2 separate regions of the Homo sapiens genome follow, and region 1 is linked to region 2. The links are chromatin contacts, found by Hi-C in ENCODE. All regions are on one chromosome and are shown on one strand. Each heading gives the region's core, a stretch centred on a gene start or an enhancer-like site at or near the end of the contact. The rest is flanking DNA. Distances are from core to core; before and after follow the strand shown.

What was found. Hi-C counts contacts between places; a loop is a spot of excess contacts on that map. Pooled maps may share reads with other maps.
Region 1: a pooled map shows a loop between it and region 2 (7-fold over the local background). The contact joins the promoter of TSN here to the promoter of GYPC in region 2. A Hi-C loop is called at or near these places in 3 of 37 single-sample maps with no recorded cell type and 10 of 50 pooled maps.

Annotation. Positions count from the first base shown.
Region 1 is chr2:121,754,123-121,757,871 of GRCh38, forward strand. TSN (translin) reads left to right here and starts at 1,529. Exons shown (of 6, transcript NM_004622.3): 1 at 1,529-1,723; 2 at 3,118-3,211. The coding sequence starts at 1,658. RefSeq lists an enhancer at 1,394-1,583.
Region 2 is chr2:126,654,882-126,658,222 of GRCh38, forward strand. GYPC (glycophorin C (Gerbich blood group)) reads left to right here and starts at 1,277. Exons shown (of 4, transcript NM_002101.5): 1 at 1,277-1,431. The coding sequence starts at 1,383. RefSeq lists enhancers at 927-1,216, 2,010-2,849, 2,307-2,556, 2,747-2,976 and a silencer at 1,307-1,676.

The sequences.
Region 1 (3,749 bases), core at 279-2,778, 4.9 Mb before region 2:
ACTAAATGGTTAGAGGTTTATGTCTGGGCGCAGTGGTTGATACCTGTAATCCCAGCATTTTGAAAGGCTGAGGCAGGAGGATTTCTTGAGCCCAGGAGTTCAAGACCCGACTGGGCAACGTAATGAGACCAAAAAATGAAACAGAACAAAACAACAATAACGAAAACCACACAAGAAAAGAAAGAAACAAAAAACCAGTTAGTGGCTTGTGTGCCTAACTCTAGGTAAAACGGAGAGGTGACGAAAGTTTGTATGAGAACAAATAGGATTCTTTAGGACAGACGAATGGGTTTTGGGAGAACAAACACGAGATAAGAAAGGGTTTTTTATTTTTTTTGAGACGGAGTCTGTTGCCCAGGCTATAGTGCAGTGGTGTGATCTCGGCTAACTGCAACCTGTGCCTCCCGGGTTCAAGCGATTCTTCTGCCTCAGTCTCCCGAGTTGCCGGGATTACAGGCGCGCGCCACCACGCCCGGCTAGTTTTTGTATCTTTAGTAGAGACGGAGTTTCACCATGTTGGTCAGGCTGGTCTCGAACTCCTGACTTTGTGATCTGCCCGCCTTGGCCTCCCAAAGTGTTGGGATTACAGGTGTGAGCCACTGCGCCCGGCCGATAGTTTTTTAAAAATGTAGGTGCTAGTGGTCTTACTGTCTTCTTCATGGACATGAAATTATTCTCATATAATGAGAATTAAATATGATCCTTCATGTAAAGAGTTTAGAATAATGTCAGAAACAAAGCAAGCAATAAATTATCATTTAGTTGATAAGAATCATTCCAATTCATCTGGCGAGTGCAACACACACACACACTGTATTTGTGTATGGAATAACTGTTCAAGAACACACACACAGTATGTGTGTATGAAATAACTCTTCAAGAACAAAGGGGAAACCGTTATAGGGCATGAAAGGGGAAACCGTTATAGGGCATGGAAGGGGAATTAGGACAAGGTGTGAGTGGAAAGAGAAACATCCCACCGCACACGCTTAAAAAAGCCGTTTAATTTAAAAATAGGTAATACAGCCATACAGAGAAGACATTAAAAGATCTACACAGAAAATTTTCGCTCCCAATCCATTCCCTACTCACAGTCCTACATACGTTACTTTTATTTTCCTTTTTTTTGGAAATGCACTGGCCCCCTACTCTCTCACGAAGGCTGAACTCTCTCTACATTCTTCTGCACCTGTTTTTTGTGCATACTCTTTCGTTGTCAAATATTTCCCTCCAACTGTTGTTGTGTATGAAATAAATACACACATATAAGCTAACCAGCCCCACTTGCCCGCACCACCTACACGCCCGTCCCCGCCCTCCCTCAGGCCCACGTGCTCCGAGGGCCGCCTTCGCAGGTTGTTTCTGGCGATGCCTGTCTGAAGGCCTCAGACTGAGGCCCCGCCCACTCTCCCTCTCCTCTGCCCTTTGGACGCGCGCCTCGGTTCCGAACGCAGCGGACGGCGCCTCAGGCAGCGCGGCGGACAGCCCGTCCTCCGGCGCGCCGCGAGCCTCGGAGGACCCTAGCGACGGTCGTGGCGTAAGACCGGGGGGACGCGGCGGTAGCGGCGGCCGTTGCGATTGATTGCGCTGGTTGCCTGCGGCGTCCACTTCCTTGGCCGCCCTTGCTACACTGGCTGATTGTTGTGCAGCCGGCGCCATGTCTGTGAGCGAGATCTTCGTGGAGCTGCAGGGCTTTTTGGCTGCCGAGCAGGACATCCGAGAGGCGAGCCCCCTCCCTTCCCCATTCCCTTTGCCTTTCCATGCCTAGTTGGGCCACTTCGCCCGGCCCTCCTCTGTCGCTCAGTCTCGGGCGGTGGGGACGCCTCCGAGGGTGGGTTGCTTCCCCTCTAGCTTTAGGTTAGGCACTCCCCGCCCCCGCCCAAAATTTTGCTGCTCTGTCCTGATTCCCCGTGTTCGAGTCTCAGCTTCTCAGCATCACTTGCCTCGTTTGTGTCAGTTTTCCTTCTTTTCAGCACTTGTTTATATCGAAGGCTCGATTAGCACCTGGTCTTCAGCGAATGAGCGTTTCGTGTATTTTTGTTGGTGTCTTAAAAGCACATGTGATCTGCTTAAAACTCTCCTGTGATTTCCTATGCCACACAGGATAAAAAATCAGACTCTACTGTGGCTCACATGGTTTCTCTTCAATCTCGTTTATGCTCTCTGTCTTTGTGTATGATGTTCACTTTACCTCTTCTAGTGCCCCAAATAGCTTCCTGCCTGTTTGCTTTTCCTGGAATTTGCTTCTTTCCCGTTCTTTTCCTGATTGTCTCGTATTTATCTCATTGGCGTCACAGTCTAAGCGATCTATTTCCTGTTATGTTTTCTAGTAGCACATTAACTTTTTTTAATGTGTGTAATATTGATTATTTTAAAAAAATCTTCTCCCTCATTGTATGTTAAACCGCCAGAGGGAAGGGATTGTGTGCTTGGTTCCCCGGTATTTACACAGTGCCTCGCACATAAGTATGCTCAGTGAATATTTTAAAAATGAATTAGAGGCGGGGAGCGGCGCCTCATGCCTGTAATTCCAGCATTTTGGGAGGCCGAGGCGGCCAGATCACCTGAGGTAAGGAGTTTGAGACCAGCCTGGCCAACATGGGGAAACCCTGTCTCTACTAAAAATATAAAAGAACATTAACTGGGCATGGTTGCGCACACCTGTAATCCCAGCTACTCGGGAGGCTGAAGCAGGAGAATGGCGTGAACCCGGGAGGCGGAGGTTGCGGTGAGCTGAGATCGCGCCACTGCACTCCAGCCTGGGTGACAGAGCGAGACTCCGTCTCAAAAAAAAAAAAAAAAAGAAAAAAGAATTAGAAATACCCGACTCTTGTGTTGCATTTAACTCTTCATTTTGCAAGTTGCGTTCACACACGTCATCCATTATAATGTCCCAATTGAATACTTGGGTTTAATGGGTGGCTATTATTCTTTAAAGGGTATCTGAGGAATCTAAGGCTTTTTAGTGACTTTTTGAAGTCTTACAGAGGAAATAAGTGGAAAAGTCAGGATTCAAACTTGGTTATGATAGATCACATAAGCTATCTAATGTGTTTTGTGTGAGTGTATGACAATGATTCTGTTGAGTATCTGATTTTTATTTTTAATTCTCTCTAGGAAATCAGAAAAGTTGTACAGAGTTTAGAACAAACAGCTCGAGAGATTTTAACTCTACTGCAAGGGGTCCATCAGGGTGCTGGGTTTCAGGACAGTAAGTTCTTTGTTTTGTATCCAATTATCAGTCTCTTATTTAGAGGGAGAGTTTCTATCCAGAAGACATTTTATAATGAAAAATGGCTATCATGCTTTATGGTGAGTAAAAATTGAAGAAGTAGGTGATTTGATAATTTTGGTTGATTTTTCTTCCACTTCCACACAGTATGGTTTAAACAGAGATGTTTTCTATTGCGAGGGCATTCTACTGATGATAATTACAATTGCTTAACCCATTTCCTGTTTAGAAAAAAAAAGTGCAGCTCTCTGCCAGCACAGTATTCTCAGGGTAAGCGGGAAAAGGGTTTATTATTATTTTTTTAATTTTTTTTTTTTCTGAGACGGAGTTTCACTCTTGTTGCCCAGGCTGGAGTGCAGTGGTGCCATCTCAGCTCACTGCAACCTCCGCCTCCTGGGTTCAAGCAATTCTCCTGCCTCAGCCTCCTGAGTAGCTGGTGTTACAGGTGCCCGCCATCACGCCCAGCTACTTTTTTTTTTTTTGGTATTTTTATTAGAGATGGGGTTTCACTTTGTTG
Region 2 (3,341 bases), core at 27-2,526:
TGTGATTCTACAATCACTGCCTCTGTAAAACCCCGGAATGCAGGTGTTCTTGCCTCCATTTTATAGATGAGGAAATCAAGACTCAGGGCTTCCCCACCAGGCCAAAGGCATTCTGTGAGTAGTTTATTTCAATTCAACATGGCTGTGCTGCACATGGCAGTTGGAGTAAAGATCTATCAGCATCGGGGGTTCTTCATGATCTAACTAAAGTGAATCATGAGTGCTTTCCCACTGCGTCAAGAAGGCCTGGAGTTTGTGCAGCCCGGCTAGAGGTGAGCAAAGCCTCTGTGTTGCAAATCTCCAGGGCGCAGCCTCTCATTGTATTCAATGCAGATGACAGTCCCAAAGGCACCGCCCATACATTGTACAGACAGCTGGCCTGGCTCTCCGGATTGTGCAGGATAGGCCTTAATGGCAGAAGGTAGGGGAGAGGTGGGCGTCACAAAAGTGCTTGGGGAACTATAAAGTAAACAATGAAAAGCAGCACAGGAAGGTTCAGACATCACACAGGAGAAGCACAGGGTGTTCCCCTGGGTGGGGATTTAAAACAAGGGCCTCAAGTTCCCTGCCCTTGTCTCTGGGCAGAAGGGGCAGATAATGCTATGATACATTTTTTGTAGGTGGTGCCATTTGACTGCATTTAACCAACAAAGGTATGTATCGAAATCCACGTGGAGATTTTCATGGCAAAAGTAGAGCGAATTCACAAACTGCACTGTGTCTGGCAGCTTCAGACAAAAGCAATGGGAACAAATCACGACTCTTGTCCAGCAATTCTTCCTGTTTTGGAATGATCTTTGCTCAACAGCCCATCCATGAGTACAGGGCCCCCAAAGGCCAACAAGACAGGGACTCTCTCCAGGGACAAATGCCCCGCAGCTGAGAGAGGCCGCCCAGCTATCCAGCGGCCGCGCAGCCAGCCAAGATTTCAACACAGGTCTGCCCTATTTGGTCACCATCCCCGACAGTGCTGGGCCAGGCCATCATGTCACATTGGGGAGTTTTCCCTGCACTCCAGGGGGAATTCTCAACCACAACCTCTGTATCCGGTAGTGGCAGATGGAAAGAGAAACGGTTAGAAAAGCGTGGTTCTTGCGCAGGAAAGTTGGAGCAAAGAAGAGTTCAGAAGTGGGCGGGTGTGTGTTTAAAAAAAAAAAAGGGGGTGGAAACCCCACCAGCCAAGTCTGCAGAAAAAAAATAAATGAAGTCTGCCTATCTCCGGGCCAGAGCCCCTCCCCTCGGCCCGCGCGGGAGGAGTGTGACCCAGGTGCCGCTTCCTCTCGCCGCCGAGGGTCAGGAGCCCGGGAGCGCGACCCTCCCCCGGCCCGGCCTGGCCCGGCCTGGCCAGTCCCCGCGGTCTCTGCCCGGGCTGACGCCCAGGAATGTGGTCGACGAGAAGCCCCAACAGCACGGCGTGGCCTCTCAGCCTCGGTGAGTACCCGCCGTGGGGAAGGGTCCTGGGGACCCACTGGAGGCCGCGGCCCGCAGCAGCCAGGGGCCGAGCCACGGCCACGGACGCCCTGGTGTCCCGGTCCGTGCCGGGCCTCCAGGCGGAGGAGGCGTCCGCTGGGCTCAGATCCCCGACTCCAGCCCCGGTTCCCCGGCGCCTGGGCTGCGCGGAGTCCCTGTCCCGCGTCCCGGACCCCTACGCGCAGCCTCCACGCGCTCCGAGCTGGAGAAGCCGCCAGCCCGCCCTCCCAGGGCGTGTCGCCCGCTTTCTGTTTCTTTGTGCGGGGCATGTGAAATGTGTGGGGCCAGAATTGTCTCCCTAAAGAACAGTTAGGTGAGAGTTCACATCACAAGTTGCTTCTGTGCTGCTCCCCAGCCAGGGTCCGACCGGCCAGGCTCCGGTGAACTCCAGGCAACTCCAGCCTTGCCCAGGGACTTGCTCGCTCCGCTGGGCGCCGCAAAGGCACACAGATGCGAGGGAATCCTGCGGCCTGGATCCTTTGGGGATTTGTAATTCCTCGCTGCTGGTTTTCTCTTTTAAACCATCACGTTTTCTTGCTGAGAGGAAATCATCTGTGATGAAAGTCTTTGTAGATGCTTGGAAACATTGCTGGGCCTCTCTCTGCCCTCTTCCTCTGCCGTTGGACTTTTGCAATAAAAACTACCATTTGATTTTACCAAAAAACGTAATGTACATCCCTCTTACCCCCACCCTGCCGCGGTCTGATTCTTAGAGTCTGTCAGAGAGGAGATACCCTGAGCCTATCATGTGACAATGATACCTTATTGATATGATAATGATATGGGTATTGGAGACACCAACTCTTTTATAAGTCTTTGAAATCCAGGGGGTTGTGAGGCCTCACCCCTCACCCCGCCTGAGCTTGGAGCTTGGCGTGGAGGAGTGCTGCTTCGGTCTACGTGTGTACACGGCACTCCATGTGCCTGTGGTTGTGCTTGCGTCAGCCTGGGAGTGCGCAGGCATCAGTGGTGCTTGGGAGCGAGGCCCCTCAGTCTGCACTGGGATCATCTGCACTGCCTATAAACAAGGCAGCCTCTCTTAGCTCCAGTTTCCTCATCTGCAAAGTAGGAAAGTAGGAATAATAACAGGAGATAACTCATCCAGCAGCACGAAGTGCGTATAAATGTCCCGGCACGGAGTCTGACACATCCTAAGTGCTGGATCCGTGCTGGGCATGTTTATATAATTGCACATGAGACTGTGGTTCCCGGAGCACGTAACTTGAGCATATGTTTATGTGTGTGTATACGGCAGGTCCTGGGTTAAAGGGACAGGAGCCACTGTCATTATTCCAATTCAGTCACTGAGGAGGTGAGGCTGAGAGGCATTCTCATGTCTGAAGAGGATGGGCTTGCCTGACCCCCGCCCCCGTGCCCAGCCCAGCCCAGCAGCCCAAGCAGTTCTCCAGGACTCAGGTTTCAGACCTTCAACACTTGCCTTGGGAGACAAACAGCGGTGCAGCCCTTGCTTGCAAGCCATTCCACATTAGACTTCGGATTGATTTATGGCAGGATCCCTGCTGTGCGAGAACTGCAGGGGGGGTGGGGGGCGGCTATTTCTTGCTGCTAACTCAGGCAGGATGTGTCTATATCCTGTCTCAGTTTATGTAGCTGCTCATCAGAGCCAGAGGTTAGAGCGGAGAGGACCCACTTCCGCCAGGCCGGCCTGCTCTGCTCAGCTCAGCTGGGCTAGGCCCCAATGCCACAGTTACTGCGCGTGAGTCATGCACAGCAATCCATTGCCTTGCCCTTGGATGGAAGGGGTCAAGGCTCAGTGAGAAGACGGCCAGGTTTGGCAGCTTTATATAGAATTCACCGCCTCTGGCAGAAGCAGAGGATTGCATTAAGTGCCAAATGAAATTCCACCTCAG